Regions from separate parts of the Mus musculus genome. Here region 2 is linked to region 1. A link is a loop called in an ENCODE intact Hi-C map of the cell type or tissue named here. Cell type or tissue: gastrocnemius. All regions are shown on one strand. Each heading gives the region's core, and the rest is flanking DNA. Links, peaks and the distances in the headings are about the cores only.

Evidence for each region. A loop is a pair of places that touch in the nucleus more often than their neighbours do. Peaks named below come from ENCODE experiments on the same cell type or tissue, not always from the same donor. Only the 100,000 strongest peaks of a DNase experiment are listed, where the experiment ranks them.
Region 2: it touches region 1 in a loop (4-fold over the local background); 1 of 42 quality-filtered maps calls a loop at or near these places.

What each region holds. Positions count from the first base shown.
Region 1 is chr8:82,399,038-82,407,750 of GRCm38, forward strand. It overlaps Il15 (interleukin 15), which reads right to left and starts at 3,549. Exons shown (of 8, transcript NM_001254747.1): 1 at 3,263-3,549. In gastrocnemius, for the core only: no CTCF peak of the experiment used is centred there; DNase peaks (open chromatin) are centred at 3,352, 3,592, 3,813 and 3,999; H3K4me3 peaks cover 2,801 bases; H3K27ac peaks cover 3,123 bases.
Region 2 is chr8:82,472,818-82,480,574 of GRCm38, forward strand. No RefSeq gene overlaps it. Among named protein-coding and RNA genes, the nearest start is that of Gm25138, 68 kb to the left of the region's middle. In gastrocnemius, for the core only: no CTCF peak of the experiment used is centred there; no DNase peak of the experiment used is centred there; H3K27ac peaks cover 1,922 bases.

The DNA.
Region 1 (8,713 bases), core at 1,851-5,850:
TCACTGCTAATCAAATGGCTCAAGTTACCTCACTTTGCTAATTCTGACCTCAGCCACTCAACTCCTTAATTTTCTTTTGACTTTTATCATCATGGTGTGTGTCTGCACGGTGGCGGTGACGGGCTCATGTGGCATGGCACATATGCAAGTGAGGTCAGAGGACAACTTTATGGAATGAGTTCTCTTTGCACCTTTGAACTCAGGTCACCAGGCTTATGTAGCCAGCTCCTTTACTCACTGGCCAAGCCACCTCACTGGCCCAGGATAACACTTTAGAAAGGGATAACATTGTTTAATATACAGCAAAATAATCAGTCAAATGATGGCCAGTGTCTGCTTCCTGGCAGAGATGGTTTTGTGTGTGTGTGTGTGTGTGTGTGTGTGTGTGTGTGTGTGTGTGTGTGTGTTTCCTTTCTCACCATACTAAACACAAAGAACATGACAACCTACAAAATGAGCATTGGTAAGAGTGAGCCTTAAGCTCAGCAGCAGATCCTACTCCACTAAGGAGGGACGGCAGCACCACCATTACCGTTTTCCTTTCAGTACAGTAGGAATAAACGTGGAATGGCATTAGAATTCAACAGGACTATGCCTAAGACAAGCTGGCATGGTGCCTTCCTCTTAGTACTTTCAGGTTCACACTAGGTTCCTTCTGAACATGTTGTTTTACTTCAATATGTTAGGATTTCTAGGCTAACATTGATTTTTCCATCCAACTCTAATCCAAAAACAATTGCAAATAGCCCTTCTATCTCCTGACAGCTGCTAACATATTCACAAACACACATATACAAATCTATAGGATATATCAATATATGTATAAATGCATATGTAATTTTGATATTAGTTAACTGAAACACCATAAAATAATTCTTCATCGATTGCATGCCATTTCTCCCTAACAACACTCACTTTCACTCAACACCCTGATAGACTTTTTCCTCCCACCAGTGCAAAGGCAAGCACAAGCCTCACACAATGTTGAGTTGCAGCCTCAGGTATGATGTAATGGGAGATTCTTCTCCTCCTATCTCTCTTTGAGTCCTAGCTTCCTGTGTGGATGGATGGAATGAGAAGCAGAGAGATTCAGATACAGAAGTCAATCCAGATTTACCCATTATGAGTCATTATTTTAAAAATCTGATACATATTAGGCAGCTATTCCCATTTAGAGATCATGAATTTCTCTAAGGGATCAAATGCATACAGATATTATGTGATTATAATCCTTAAATATATAATTAATAATATCAGCTATAAAAGTAATCAGAAGCCAAAATTCTAGCAACATTGGCCCAAAATAAATTAGTAACTGTCACTGTCAAAACTGTGGGGAAGCTGTTGAATAGGAAATTCTTTCATTTTTATCAGCATTGCAATCTTAGCTCTGTCTGGGGTGGAAGAGATTAACCCTCCCAAGACCTGTTTCCCTGCAAATGAGTTACTCTAGCAAATGTGCCATACACACGAATATTTATAAACAGATGTCTAGCATGACACTCTCTAAACACATGTGCACTTAGAACAATATTGGGGGGTTAGAATTTAAGTTGTTGACTGTTATTTATGTAACAGGCTGTGGGATGAAGACATTATTTCCTGGGTTGTGGTTAACCAGCATTCAGAAGAAAAGTTACATAAACAGAGACCAGATTCTAAACGTTTTAAAGCCTTGGGTCAAATATCCATTTATAAAAGCTGATTGGTGTTACAAATAGTTCCCTCAGGAAAATCCACAGAGCTCCTTTTTTTTTTTTTTTTTTTTTTTTTTTAGCTTCCCTGAAATCACAGAGCTGAAATCACAGAGCGGCAGCACACACCTCAGATGAAGTGCTTCCCAAGGTCAAAATTCTGCTTCCAAATTGTTTCAATAACCTTAAGCCATTTTGCTAAAACTCTTCAAAATTAGTTTATATATATATATATATATATATATATGTATATATATATATATATATATATATAAATCTGTGTCCTTGACAAATGTTATATTATGCAATATAGCCACAGACACTTCTTAGAATTGAAACAAGATTTAACTAAGAAAGCACCATTGTATTTTTCCTTTAACCCACCAGCAATCTGCAGGAAAATTCTAAGAAGCAGCTTCCCACCGCACTGTACACTGCCTCTGCCTGCCAATCAGCAGCCAGCAGTAATATCTAAACTACTAGAAACCTGTCAGGGATCTGAACTAGGGAAAACCTGACCCCCTATCATGTTGCAAAACAGATCACAAGGCAAGAGGAGCCATTAGAGTGAGAATGGGACTGCAAACTCCCAGAAGGGAAAAGGGGAAGCATAAAGATCAGAGGAGAAGCAGACACATTTATAACAAGCCTGAAGCAATTTCTGACCCTTCCACATTTTAAGTAAAACTCCGGAGTTTGTTGTTGTTGTTGTTGTTGTTTTTTTATTCTAAAAGCCTAAAATAACTATAGTTTTGTCTCTACTCCTTTATTAATATTGATGTTCCCTCTTGAGTCGCTTCTTTCTTATCAATCCCTCTAAACTTCCTTTAAGAAATCCTTTAAATTTTAGTGAGCATTCAATGTTGATAAGGATCTAACTTGAGGCAGCAATCGTAGTAATCTGTTTATTTACCGGCTCAGACTGGAGAGTCCTGGCAGGTCAATGGGGCCTCCCTGGCGCCACCAATGAGAGTATCAGAAATCAATTTAAAATCACCAGTGGAAAGTAGCTGCTGCCAATCACCTCATTTCCATTTCAGCTTCTGCGGGACTCTGTCTCTGGTTCTGTCTGAAACCTGTCAGGACGCTGCCTGGTTCTGTCTGGAACCTGGATCATTAACATTGTTTGGGCATTAACATAATATTAAATGCAGGGGGGAGGGGCTATAGACATTCTTTTGAGCTTCCCTTTCTTGCAACTTTGCACTCTCCAACCCACTTGAAAAAGTTAGCTGGGTTTTCATCTAAAGCCCGCTTGAGTGAGGATTTTATTTCAGGACAATCTTCCCCGTTGCTTCCCTTCAATCTGGTATTTCATACAGACAACTGCTTTGATTAAGCCTTGAGCTAAGCTGTTGCTAATACAGACCCAGACCTATGGCCATTCCTGCACATTTATTTCCCTAGAAAACGCATCTTCAACAAGGAAAAGGTGAGTAATTTTTGCAAAGGGAGAGAGGAGAGAGAGAGAGAAAGAAAGAAAGAAAGTCCATAGCAGCCATCCATTCGCCGGGGCCAGAAGTTTGAAAGAATGTGGCAAGCAGAGCCGAGTTAGTACCTTTCCTGACCTCTCTGAGCTGTTAGATGTGGAACTCAGCCTTCCAAACACAGCAGGATCCCGTCTTCGTCCAACTCTGCAACTGGGCGGGGGCAGTCCTGCCCTGGCAAGGTCCCTGCAGCGCGTAAGGAGATGCACTGCAAGTCTTTTGGGCGCAGAGAATTGGGAGAGACTTGCAGGAGGACCTGCAAGCTGCCCTACTCTGCAAGGGGGAGGATGAAGAAGAGAACTCTGGGGAAGAGTGGCTGGACAGAAGGGGAATACAGTGCCACTGAGTATTGAAGTCTTGGTCAAGAAAGAGGGCGGGGCGGCCTGGCCGGCAGCTGGAGGGGAAAAGGGTGCCTGAGCAGAGCCAGAGCTGGGAGGGGCCCGGGGCGTAGGCTTTCGGAAAAAAAAAAAATTCCATTGTTGATCCACCACCACCAGCACTACCACCTCCCATTCTGTACCTCCATCGGGTTCTGGTTGAAGGGTGCAGGATGCAGGGCAGCAGCCAGCGGGAGCAATCAAGGCACAAGGAGCGAATCAGCTGGGGTTTCCCCGGTTTCCCCCAGTGCTTTCCAGCCGGGGAGTCCCAACCCCAGCTAACAGAAAAGTGAAAGAGAAAGAGCCCAAGCTGAGGCGGAGATCAACACCCTGGGGAGGTTGCGGGAGGAACACATGGTCCCGGCCACCTTACCAGGTGCCCACATGATTCTGCCACTGCCAGGTCCCCAGGGCGCAGAACCTGAAGGGCAACTGAGAGCAGAGAGCAGTCTCCTCCCCCTGGGCAGTTGGCCACAGCCTCTGTGTGTCCTGGAATGCCTTTGCCTCTGTGAAGTTTCAAGGAGTTGGCCTGAGTTCACAGGTTGCTTGCATCTACAGCAACTGGCCTTGCAGGGAGGCAGTTTGGCTTCCCCATAGAAGCCCGGAGGAGATCTGGACAGAGACTGTACCGGGAGGAAACGGAAAAGGACCTTGGGTCTGGAATGGGCGGTCCTCCAAAACAACCCTTGACCTGCTGCAGAGTCTGGAAGAGGGAAGTTTCTTTCTGAACTCTTGCTAGGAGGGGCCTGTTTGGGAACAGTAAACTTCCACTAAATTGACCCCTCTTGGGTCATTTTTCCAACCTAATTTGTAGCTGAATGTAAAACATTGCACATGTCTTTTGATGGGAAACAAGGCGTGGGTAAGGCAGCATCTTTAAGTTGGAAATTAGGAGTGATTATAGTGAGGAGGAGTTAACCATGTCAACTGTGTGTCTATTCCAGACAGTCCGAGAGCCCGGGGTCCCAGCTTTGGCATTCAGATGAATCATTGAAAAGACTCAGTGGCTTGCGGTTCCCAAAGCTTTTGAGAAAGCCAGGAGAAAACGATGAGGCCCTTGGCACCTAGTTAAACACAACTATGTTCTGTGTTTTTGTGTATTACATTAAAAAATGGTAAAAACTAGAATATTTGAACGACTAATTATTAACTGTGTGTGGCATTCCACATAAAATCATTGTAATGGGAAGTTTGTTCTCACACACTTATCTTGTATCCCTTCAAGGTTTATATTTGAAACAATAATGCATGTTTTGGTAACAATCACACCAAAATTTACTTATAATAAAAATCGTGAAAATGTGTATTTTACAACCATTTAAAATTTTACTACCATTATAAATTATATTTAAAGAAACATAAAAATCTGACTGGAGAGATTGCTCAGCAGTTCAAGAGCTTGTTGTTCTTGCAGAGGTCTGGACTTCCATTCTCAGGACCATACTGAGATGATCCACTAACAGCTGTAACTCCTGCTCCAGAGGATCCAACAGCATTGGTCTCCTGAGGGACCTGCACTTACACACACACACACACACACACACACACACACACACACACACACACATACAAATACATTTTTAAAATCAATATTCTTTTTGTACAGGATAATACAGTGAATTGTCTTGAACAGCTTCAATGAGTTTCAAACCCAACCACTTTTCCATTTCACACTGAAGCCCTGCTTCGTGAAATGAGCATGCACTATAAAAATAGGCCAGAAGCTGGACTGAATTCCATCACAATGATGTACTAGAAGTGAACATCACAGTATGTGAGTGATGTAGAGGTGAGCAAGTAGGTCAATATCTCATGCCTCAACTTGGACCAATACAGAGCTCTGTGTACCCCGGCAAGGTGATTCCTTTCGCATCTCTCCAGATCGCCCTATGTCTCCTGTGTGCTGTTCAACTGGTAGAGGAATCACATGACCATCAATAAGACACTTCATGGACTACACCCAGTACCTCCATGCAGGGCTGGTTGCTGCTTTGGCCAGAACATACAATGCATCCCAGTTGTCCGCTTCTGTCCACGTGCTCTAACTGAGGCAGCTGCTTTTAGCAGATGTTCACCAGCCCTAGGATCCAGACCCTGCTGGTCATCCTCAGGACTGATCAGGCATCCCTGCCTAAACAATACACTTTTATACCATGCAGTAGTAAATATTCTGAGCCACCAAGTATTAAATATTCTGAGCTACTGGAGAATTTTCATAATACTTAGGAAACTTAAGAGTGTGCTTTCCTCATGAGATGAACTATACAGAGCACTCTAAGTATATGAAAAACAATTAACTGGCCTTTAACTGCTGATCCCACTTCAGATATATACAGTAGGTTTCAAAATAAGATGGTAAATGATATATGAGGCATTTATGCATTTGTGGTAAGAATAATGCTGATGACAATGAAGTCAATTAGAGCATTGTTGCCATGGGATTCATTGTCCTACTATTGCCTCTCAAACATGCAGGGCAAATTTGTTTTCTTAATTACAAATATAAGAGGAATTTTTAAATAACTCACAAGTGCCCACAGTCCAGTGACATTCACTGTGTGGCATAATTTGTTTTGGTTGCATTCCACTCCAACAGAACTTTAATATATGCAGTTTGTACTTTCACTTGCCACAGGCACATTGGGAAGATATTGAAAATCACTCACACCAATGAACAAGTAAATTCCACCACATAAATTAAAAGAAAGACAAAGATTGATGGAATAATCTTGAAATTGCCTCAAGAAAACTTTGACAATTACAATGGGAGAAGGGATGAGGACAAACTAACTAAACTCATAGAAGAGGCCATGGCAGTCATTTTCAAAGAATGAACAAGAACGTCAGAGTTTGGGAAGTTAAATAAAACATCTGATGATTTCCCAAAGATTAACTTTGCTGTATTTAAAATAAATTACTAGATGGGTATCATGGCTCATAACAACTTGCTGGTGTTTAGAATTCTGAAACCATGGGGAGTGACAATTCTGGAATTTTGATTTCTTTAAAATAAATCACAGAAATATTATAAGAATATGCTTTCATTTTAATCCCAAAATGTAGTGATGTGGGGCTGCTGACAGTCTGAAGCAGCTAACAATGATTTACCTCCTGTTCTAGCAGAGGTGTGGTTTTGCCAGCTGCAGATAGTTTCTATGATTGTGTGAAGACATTTGGAATTTTGGCAACTTTTCAGAGAATATATAAATTCTAGAACCCTGATAGGCGGACACAATGGTCATTGGTTGTGATTTGTTAGTAGTCATGCTCAAAGAAAAAATAAATTAGATTCAAGGAGATCTCTCTCTCTCTCTCTCTCTCTCTCTCTCTCTCTCTCTCTCTCTCTCTCTCTCTCTCTGCCTCTTCTCTCCCCTCTCCTTCTTTCTATCTAGTGATATATGGTAGAACCTGGGGTATGAAGTGTGAAAAAAAGAAGAACCCACAAAGTAGCAAAAACCAGCTGCAATCAAAGAAGAAACTAGATTCACAGATATCTCTCTCCTTCATTCTCTCTTTATAGGAGGTGAAACCAGGGGAACAAAGAGTGGGAAAAAGAGGAACTCACAAAGTAGGTAAGACCAGCAGCAGACAAGAGTTCAAGGCATACATGGGTTACAGAATGAGATTCTTCAAAAAAAAAAAAAAGAAAGAAAAGAAAAAGAAAAGAAAGAAAGAAAGAAGAAAAGGAAAAAGAAAAAGGAAAAAGGAAGAAGAGAAGAGAAAAGGAAAAGAAATTGAAATAACTTTTTCAACAGATTTTTCTAGTCAAAGAGAAGGTAAATGCTAACCTGTGAGATCTGATGAATGCAGCCTGTAGCAGTGGCCTCATTCACAGCCTGCTAGGGCAAGTAAAATGGCAGGAATTCATTGGTCCTTTGGTCTTTGGAAAGTGGCCTTGAAAGTATATGGAAAGTGTGCAGACCCTAAGATGCAATGATCCTCCCTCCCCCTGTGTCCCTCCCTCCCTCTCTTCCTCCTTCATAGTGAGGAATTACATTGGCTTGTCAAGGGCTGTGAGGGCTGAACTATGCTAGCCACTGCATCTGTAGATCTTACACAGTGGTTCTAGGCCCATGTTATCTTTAATTATTTTTAGTTTGATCTCACCCAGTAATGGGGTACGTACAGTATGAAATTCGATGCAGTCACACAAGTAAGAACAGGTGTGAACACACTTGTGCTCACAGCAGTCAGCAGCACTCCAAGATAACATCATGGCCTTCATTTTGTAAGTATTAAACCAAGGCTTTTCTACATTTGTTTCTCTCTTCCTGATTTTTGTCTTTAGTTTGTTTGTTTTGTTTTGTTTTTTAATGCTAGGGTAGATAGATTTTTTTTCCATTCATCTCAGATTACATGACAGTTGACTGATACATAGTGTTATCTTGCACTTAAGCAGTCTGGCTTGAAAACGGACCTGTATGCTCAGCTACTTCCAGACTGATTGCCACACTCCACAGCTTCTGAAACACACACTGGAGAAGAAATCATCTACAGCCTCTCAGGTCAGATCTCTGAAGGAGTTTAGTCCCCAGGAGGGAGGATGCTTATCAGCTACTTGGTTTCTGCCTGCTGAGCTCTCTGTGTTTCCGTAATGAAAGTGTCCCAAGTATTGCAGCCCTGCTATAAACATAGGCCATTTGAATAAAGTGATTGACAGCTGGCTGGCAGAGAGCTGATGGAAAAGTAAAAAACCACAAGTTGCTGCTAGTTCTTAATAAGGAAGGGCAACCTTGTTGAACTGTAGTGTCTGGGTGTATCCATAGCAAAGTTAGAGAAGATGTCTGATTCAAGGTAGAGATGAGTAAGCACTAGAACATATTTCATATCTCAAAGTGCATGTAAGGTTAAATGAAATGCTTAAATCCTATTTAAGAAGAAACAAGAAGTGAATTCATTTTTAATAGACCTATTCTGAACAGGCTTCTAAAGTTGACCTTCTCAATCAGAATCTAAAACAAAGCACGTAAATTGCCTGTGTTAGATTGATCACTTGAGAGTCTAAAGAGGCAATAGAATATATTGTTATTGTTGACATGTAATACTCTATACCACATGTACTTGCTAACAGTGATAAAGACACATGAAATTATTATATGACTCTTATTCCATTTACTTATCAGCTGAGTGTGGAGAGGAAAGTACTCCTCATGTG
Region 2 (7,757 bases), core at 2,267-6,266, 74 kb after region 1:
AAAGAAAAGAAAAGAAAAGAAAAGAAAAGAAAAGAAAAGAAAAGAAAAGAAAAGAAAAGGAAAAGAGAAGAGAAGAGAAGAGAAGAGAAGAGAAGAGAAAAGAAAAGAAAAGAAAAGAAAAGAAAAGAAAAGAAAAGAAAAGTGATGGAAGGTGATATGTGGACACACACTCATACACACACACAAACACACACTAATTTGAAGGCAAGAAATGTTGGAGACAAGTGAAATCTTACTAGACTCAGTGGTAAAATGTTTTTCTTTCATGTGTGAGACCCTTACTGGAGACACATAACTACAAAAAAATAATTTTTTTTAATTGAAGTCTGCCAGGTGACTTAGAGAAATTCAATTCTATCCCTGCAAATTGCATTAGAAGACCTTGGGTGGGGAGCAATATGAGGCAGACAGCTGGTAACAGTAAAATCACTGTTACTGTTTAGATCAGATGATATGTGGAGACAAAGGAGGCCTGGTTTTGTTTTGTTTTGTTTTGTTCTGTTTTGTTTTGTTTGGGGGAGGGTGGTGCTGGAGTTGGAATTCAAGGTCTCATGTAGGATTGCCACACACTGCCACTGAGACACACAGAGGCCACAGAAGCTTTTTGGAACTTCAGCTCCTTTGGAACCTTGGCTTACCCTGTGAGTGAACCAGACAAGCACTCCCCATTCCTGTGGCCTGTGAGCTCTTTACCCAGAACACTCATAATGTCAATAATAAGCGTCAGGTGTGTCGTGAAGCCACAGGGCCCAAAGAGCTTAACTTTCAAGCAATTCAATGTCTTCTCAATGGACTGAAGAAGCCTGACTATTCTTTGTTTTTAGAGTCTTGTCAAGCAGGAGGAGATCAAGTGATGCCTTTAAAAACTCCTGATAGCCCAAGAAAGACAGTTAAAGCAACATCTTGCTGATATGTCTTTCCTATCAATATCTTTCCTGTTATGTTACCTTTCCTTACAAATCAAGCTACAATTTCCCATAAACTGAACTGTAACTCAGGAATCCAGCAATATTCTGGACTCTCATATATCATCAACTATCTCAAATAACAGCATGCCAGAATGAGACAGAGTAGAATCCAGCTTACACTTTTGGCTGTTATATTGACTTTGCTACGACAGTGGCAGAAGCATAGAATTTCTTTTGTTTCCTTAAACAGCCAGGCTGTTGAAAGTACCCAAGGGGGAAGTAGCAATATTCTGACTATATCATCTCCTTGAAATTCCAGCTGAAGTAGATTATAGTCACAAAAAGATTTTATTGTTTAGTCCCTAAAGGTTTTGTTTTAAACAACTATTCATTTACTCCATTGCAAAAATATATTTAAGTTAGGTTTAGAGAGCCTATTTGAGTGACTATCAGATATTTAATAAAACAAGTATATGAAGCTTCATTTGTAGTCCTCCACCAAGAGCTAAACACCTTGAGCCAGAGCAGTGTTGGTTTTGTTTTTCAGGGCCAAGATTGCTCAGCATCTTTCATGTATGAAGCATGATGACTCAGCATGACCCCAGCCCCAAGTTCTGAAGTTGTACATATCAGATATCTGGATATCTAGATACCCAGAACCTCATTCAGCCCGAACGGTAACCCTGTGAGGGCTGTCCCCATTCCATCCCGTTTCCTTCCCTCTCCATCTAAGTGTGCATCCTGCAGGTTTCAGTCACCAGCAGGTGTGTTTCCTCCCCTGTAACTTAAAGTTTTCAAGAGATGCTGAAGCCATGGGACGTCTTACAAATTGTCCCGTGAGATGCCGTTCTAAAACACATGTGATTTGCTCTAGTGAGCTGAGCTGTCCCCTCCTTCTTGTCTCACTCTGACCCACTCCTAAAGTTTTTTTCTCTAGTTCCCACATAAAGACTAGCACAGGTCTGAGTCAGCCTCTGCAAAAGCTGGAGGAAAATGTCCTCATTTTAGAAGACAAAACCAAGAATTCTGTATTAGTTAGGGTTTTACTGCTGTGAACAGACACCATGACCAAGGCAAGTCTTATAAAAAACAACATTTAACTGGGGCTGGCTTACAGGTTCAGAGGTTCAGTCCATTATCATCAAGGTGGGAGCATCGCAGTGTCCAGACAAGCATGGTGCAGGAGGAGCTGAGAGTTCTTTTTTTTTTCATTTTTTATTAGGTATTTAGCTCATTTACATTTCCAATGCTATACCAAAAGTCCCCCATACCCACCCACCCCCACTCCCCTACCCACCCACTCCCCCTTTTAGGCCCTGGCGTTCCCCTATACTGGGGCATATAAAGTTTGCGTGTCCAATGCCAACTGGTAAGAAGGACACATGCTCCACTATGTTCATAACAGCCTTATTTATAATAGCCAGAAGCTGGAAAGAACCCAGATGCCCCTCAACAGAGGGATGGATACAGAAAATGTGGTACATCTACACAATGGAGTACTACTCAGCTATTAAAAAGAATGAATTTATGAAATTCCTAACCAAATGGATGGACCTGGAGGGCATCATCCTGAGTGACGTAACACATTCACAAAGGAACTCACACAATATGTACTCACTGATAAGTGGATATTAGCCCAAAACCTAGGATACCCAAGATATAAGATACAATTTCCTAAACACATGAAACTCAAGAAAAATGAAGACTGAAGTGTGGACACTATGCCCATCCTTAGATTTGGGAACAAAACACCCATGGAAGGAGTTACAGAGACAAAGTTTGGAGCTGAGATGAAAGGATGGACCATGTAGAGACTGCCATATCCAGGGATCCACCCCATAAACAGCATCCAAATGCTGACACCATCGCATACACTAGCAAGATTTTATCGAAAGGACCCAGATGTAGCTGTCTCTTGTGAGACTATGCCGGGGCCTAGCAAACACAGAAGTGGATGCTCACAGTCAGCTAATGGATGGATCACAGGGCTCCCAATGGAGGAGCTAGAGAAAGTAGCCAAGGAGCTAAAGGGATCTGCAACCCTATAGGTGAAACAACATTATGAACTAACCAGTACCCCGGAGCTCTTGACTCTAGCTGCATATGTATCAAAAGATGGCCTAGTCGGCCATCACTGGAAACAGAGGCCCATTGGAGCTGAGAGTTCTAAGTTTTCAGCCAAAGGCTGCTAGTAGAAGACTGACTTCCAGGCAACTAGGGTGAGGATCTTAAGCCCACACCCACAGTGACACACCTACTCCAACCAGATCACACCTATTCCAACAAGGCCATGCCTCCAAATGGTGCTACTCCCTGGTCCAAGAACATACAAACCATCACAGTTTAGCAAAGTTAAAGTGCTTCTCTGTGTAGCATTGCCCATACAACAGATCCGCTATTAGTTTAATGTAGAGGACTTGGTTATTAAGTGCACATCTTTCATTTTGTTAAAGAACAAAAAGGTCTGTCTGACATTCAACAATACACTCCCTAGCTCTCACCTTTGGCAGGCCACCTGCACAGACATCTCATCTCTAAACAAAATGTAAAAATATCATCTGGAAAACAAATAGTATCCAAGTAATGCATGATCCAAATCAATTTCAAAAATAAACCTTAAATCTGGGCAAAGCAAGCTGGTAGAATTTAAAATGGAGGTGACTATTCTATAAATTCAAGAAAGTGGTGCTCTTAATTCATGTTTTACCACAACAATGGCCTATACTGGAAATAGTATTTAATCAATGTGTGAGTCCAGCACACACTAGGGTGGCCTAAACTTGCATTTCTTTCTTCCTCCTCATGCTCTGAATCATTTATGAGGAATTGAGGAATTATTTCTCCCAATCACCCACTAAAATAGCACAACTTTCCTCCTGTATGTGTGTGTGTGTGTGTGTGTGTCTGTGTGTCTGTGTGTGTGTGTGTGTGTCTGTGTGTCTGTGTGTGTGTCTGTGTGTGTCTGTGTGTCTGTGTGTGTGTCTGTGTCTCTAAGTGTGTGTGTCTCTGAGTGTGTGTCTATGACTCTGGGTGTGTTTTGTGTGTTTGTGTCTTTGTGCATGTGTGTGTGCCTGTGCATGCGTGCGTGTGTATGTGTGTGTGTGTGTGTGTTTCTGTGTCTTTGTTCCTGAGTGTGTGTTTTGAGTGTGAAGCACTGGAGACTGAATCAAAGGCCTTTGTGGATGCTGAGCAAGGGCTCTCCTACTAAGCCTCCATAAGGGGGCTCCTTTAAGTAAAGTAGCCTGGGCTTCTCTCCATGAGACTCAGACTTGACATACTTGAAAATAATACATTTTTAAAAGCTCCAGAAAAGATTGGAGGATGTGGGTACATGCATTCTGTCAAGGAAAACAAACACTTCAAAGAATGAAGCATAAATCTCCGGTGTTACCATCTAATCCAAGTCCTAGGCTTGTGCCCTGGAGCTTGACTCCACTTTGAAACGGAGCTGAGCTATTTCTGGGCTTGAGGTTTTAATAAATCTTTTACTAGCGGGGGTGAAGGAGAAGCTGTAGGAATAAGTTAAAGTGAGACAAGGAAGGAGAGAGCTAAGTTAAGACTGGCAATCCACCTGCGGGTCTTAGAGTTGACTCCTACTGGGGATGCTGTGTTAAGTCTTCCGCCAGGAGCCTGCTAACCTATGGCATTGTGGCAGCCTGCTCAAGACAGACTTCAGAGAGCAGAGGGATTAGAGAAAGTGGATGCAGGTTAAAGGTCAAGCTAGTGCTTCATCGGAGACTTGTTTAGGTTTTGCTTGGCTGACACTTTTATCTGCTTTAAATATTTATTTAAAGAACCCCTTCTTTGTACAGCTCAACCAGACCATTCTATGTCTGATCATGTCCTTGCCTGGACCAGGCACTAATGGTCTTCAGTCTCCTATTCTACTCTCCTCTTTCATATGTCACTCATGTGGAGCTGGCAAGACCATACATTTGAAAATGCTATGTGAGAATCTCTGACCATCGTGGAATTGCCCTGTCTAAATAACCTGGCTGTGCTTTGAGATGTCATCTTTTTATTTTTACCTATAACCATATTTGAAAGACAAAGTCATTACCATGGTGGATGAACAGGATCTTGTTTGAGAAATGTTATGCTGTGAGAATTGTGTTCTCCCAAAACTCCTTTGGCATGGAGATAATTGTGTTCCTTAACTCCAAGACAACTTATAATGTAACTAGCTAAAGTGGCATTTAAAGAGACTGGGGGAGGGGGACATGGCAGAATTAGATAAAGGTCAAGGGCTTGTAAACGGATTCTAAAAACGGACGAGAGGGTGTGAGCTTTGTGCTGTGACTAATACGAGGGTGATTTATTAAATGCTCAAGTCCAGCAATAGCTCAGCTGAGGGTCAAGGTGGAATCAGGTTTCAGGGCACAACTCTAGTGCGTGGATTAGATGTAAACACTGCAGATTTATGGTTTGGTCTCTGAAATGTTTGTTTTTCTTGCCTCAGAGGTGCTCCAGGAAGATGACCCTGTCTTGATTTAGCTTTGGAATTCTCAAGAGCTTTAACTGTAGGAGTCTGATTCTCACAAATTTTTTGGAGTGAGATGACTTTAAGCTGCAAACGTATTAATCAAATTCCTAATATAACATACTAAAAAAAATACTGACTCTAGGCTATCAAATTTTCAGTGCAGATATAGAATAAGAACTGAGATCATTTTCAAAGGGAGAATTCTGCTGCCCAAATGCTAAAGGAGGAATAATGAATTTCCAGGTTTACAGATGCCAAACTTGTAAAGACCACTGTGATCTCCCAAGAAGCTCTCACTCTGCTTGGGGAGAAATACAAGATTGGACTTCTTACTCCAGGGAGGACAGAATCCTAGCCACTCATGTCATGGAACTGAATGTCTATAATCTAGTATGTTCCAGAGCAAAGTAGAGCAAAAACAGAGAGAAGGGGTGAGCTGAGGAGATAAATAAGACCTCATTTGACTAAAGAATATTCTGATGAATTCCATTGTTTTAATCTATGTTTTAGAAGTGCAGAACAGAAGGAAAGAAAGAAAGGAAGGAAGGAAGGAAGGAAGGAAGGAAGGAAGGAAGGAAGGAAGAAAGAAAGAAAGAAAGAAAGAAAGAAAGAAAGAAAGAAAGAAAGAAAGAAAGAAGGAAGGAAGGAAGGAAGGAAGGAAGGAAGGAAGGAAGGAAGGAAGGAAGGAAGGAAGGAAGGAAGGAAGGAAGGAAGGAAGGAAGGAAGAAGTATTGATCATTAATTAAGGACACTCAACACAGTAGGGGTGGAGTTCAGATTCATACTCAGGGCATTTTTTCACTCACAAACAAGGCCTATCGCACCTATGCAGAGGCAGATTAACACCACTTCTGCTCACAAACTCGTTTTATTTGCAGTAAGACACATATGCTGGAGACCAGATTATGTGAGCAGGTTTCAGCCTTAGTCCATCTTCAATTTCCTGCTCAGACATGGCTCTATTTTACTTGTTTCACCAGCAGAATACAGTGACTAAGAAGTTTATGATGATGTTATTTTAATAAAATAGATGGTTATTGTAAAAGTAAACTATAAAAGGCACTTGCTTAAAAACAAACTTCTAAAAGCATTTGAGAGATACAATTTTTTACATACTTCTATAACATTGGTAGACATACATTGTTGCTGTTTGTTTGTTTGTTTGTTTGTTTGTTTTGGTTCTATTTTATGTTGTTTTCTTTTTCATCAAAGAAGGAATATTGTGATAACATAATACCATTTTCAGCTTATACCCATGTTGGTGATAATTTCTATGTTAATTCATTTATTTTAACTCATTTGTTTGATGATTGCATCAAATAGTAATAGTAATTCAACAACTTCCCTTTTGTAATTTATTTTTATTTTTAATCATGTGTGGGTGGGTGTGGCTGTGTGAAGGGACATGCGTGTTTGTCCAGTGACCTTTGAGGCCAGAAGAGGTCACTGAACCTTCTCCTCTGGAGATGGATTGAGAGGTGATTGTCAGCCACCCAACATGGTGCTGGGAACTAAACTCTGTTCCTTGAAATAGCAAATGCTATTAACCATCAAACCATCTCTCCATTTCCTAATCCAATCATTTTTTTAATATGTGTTGAAGAGTTTTTTGTATACCTTCTAACTTTATTGTTTTTCAAAATATGATTTTTCTTTTTCTTTTTTTAAAGATTACAATATATAACAGCATTTCTCCCTTTACTTTCCTCCCTCCAAACTCTCCTCTAGACCCTCTTGCTCTTTGTCAAGTCCATGGTCCCTTTATACATTATTTGCTGTAAGAGAGAGAGAGAGAGAGAGAGAGAGAGAGAGAGAGAGAGAGAGAGAGAGATTCCTAGATTGTAACTTGCTCAGTGTATAAAATTACTTGTATGAATATTTTCAAGGCTGACTTTGGTATTAATAATAAGTTGGTATGCTCTTCTTTAAAGAAGACACTTTTTCACTCCCAGCATTCCTTAGTTTCCTGTGTTCTTTGTACTGAGTTGAGGTCTTGTGGGTTTTTCCCATCTACTTTGTGTTGGGTTGAGGTCTTGTGGGCTTTCCCTGTCCACTTTGTGTTGGGTTGAGGTTTTGTTGGCTTTCCCTAACCACTTTGACATGGCTATCGTTGTCTTTGTTCAGCTCACATTTGGGCAGCCATGTCATTTATCCATTATGGGTGTAGTTTCTGACATTATGAGGAATCACAATCTCACATCAAGCTTCCTGATCCTCTGACTCTTACAGAAATTCTCTCTCTTCTACAACTTTCCCTGAACCTTAGGTATGGGATAGTTTTATAGACATATCCATTAAAAATGGACTATACAACTCTGCATTTTTATTTTTTGTGATTTTCTATAATGGTCTTAATCTGTTACAAT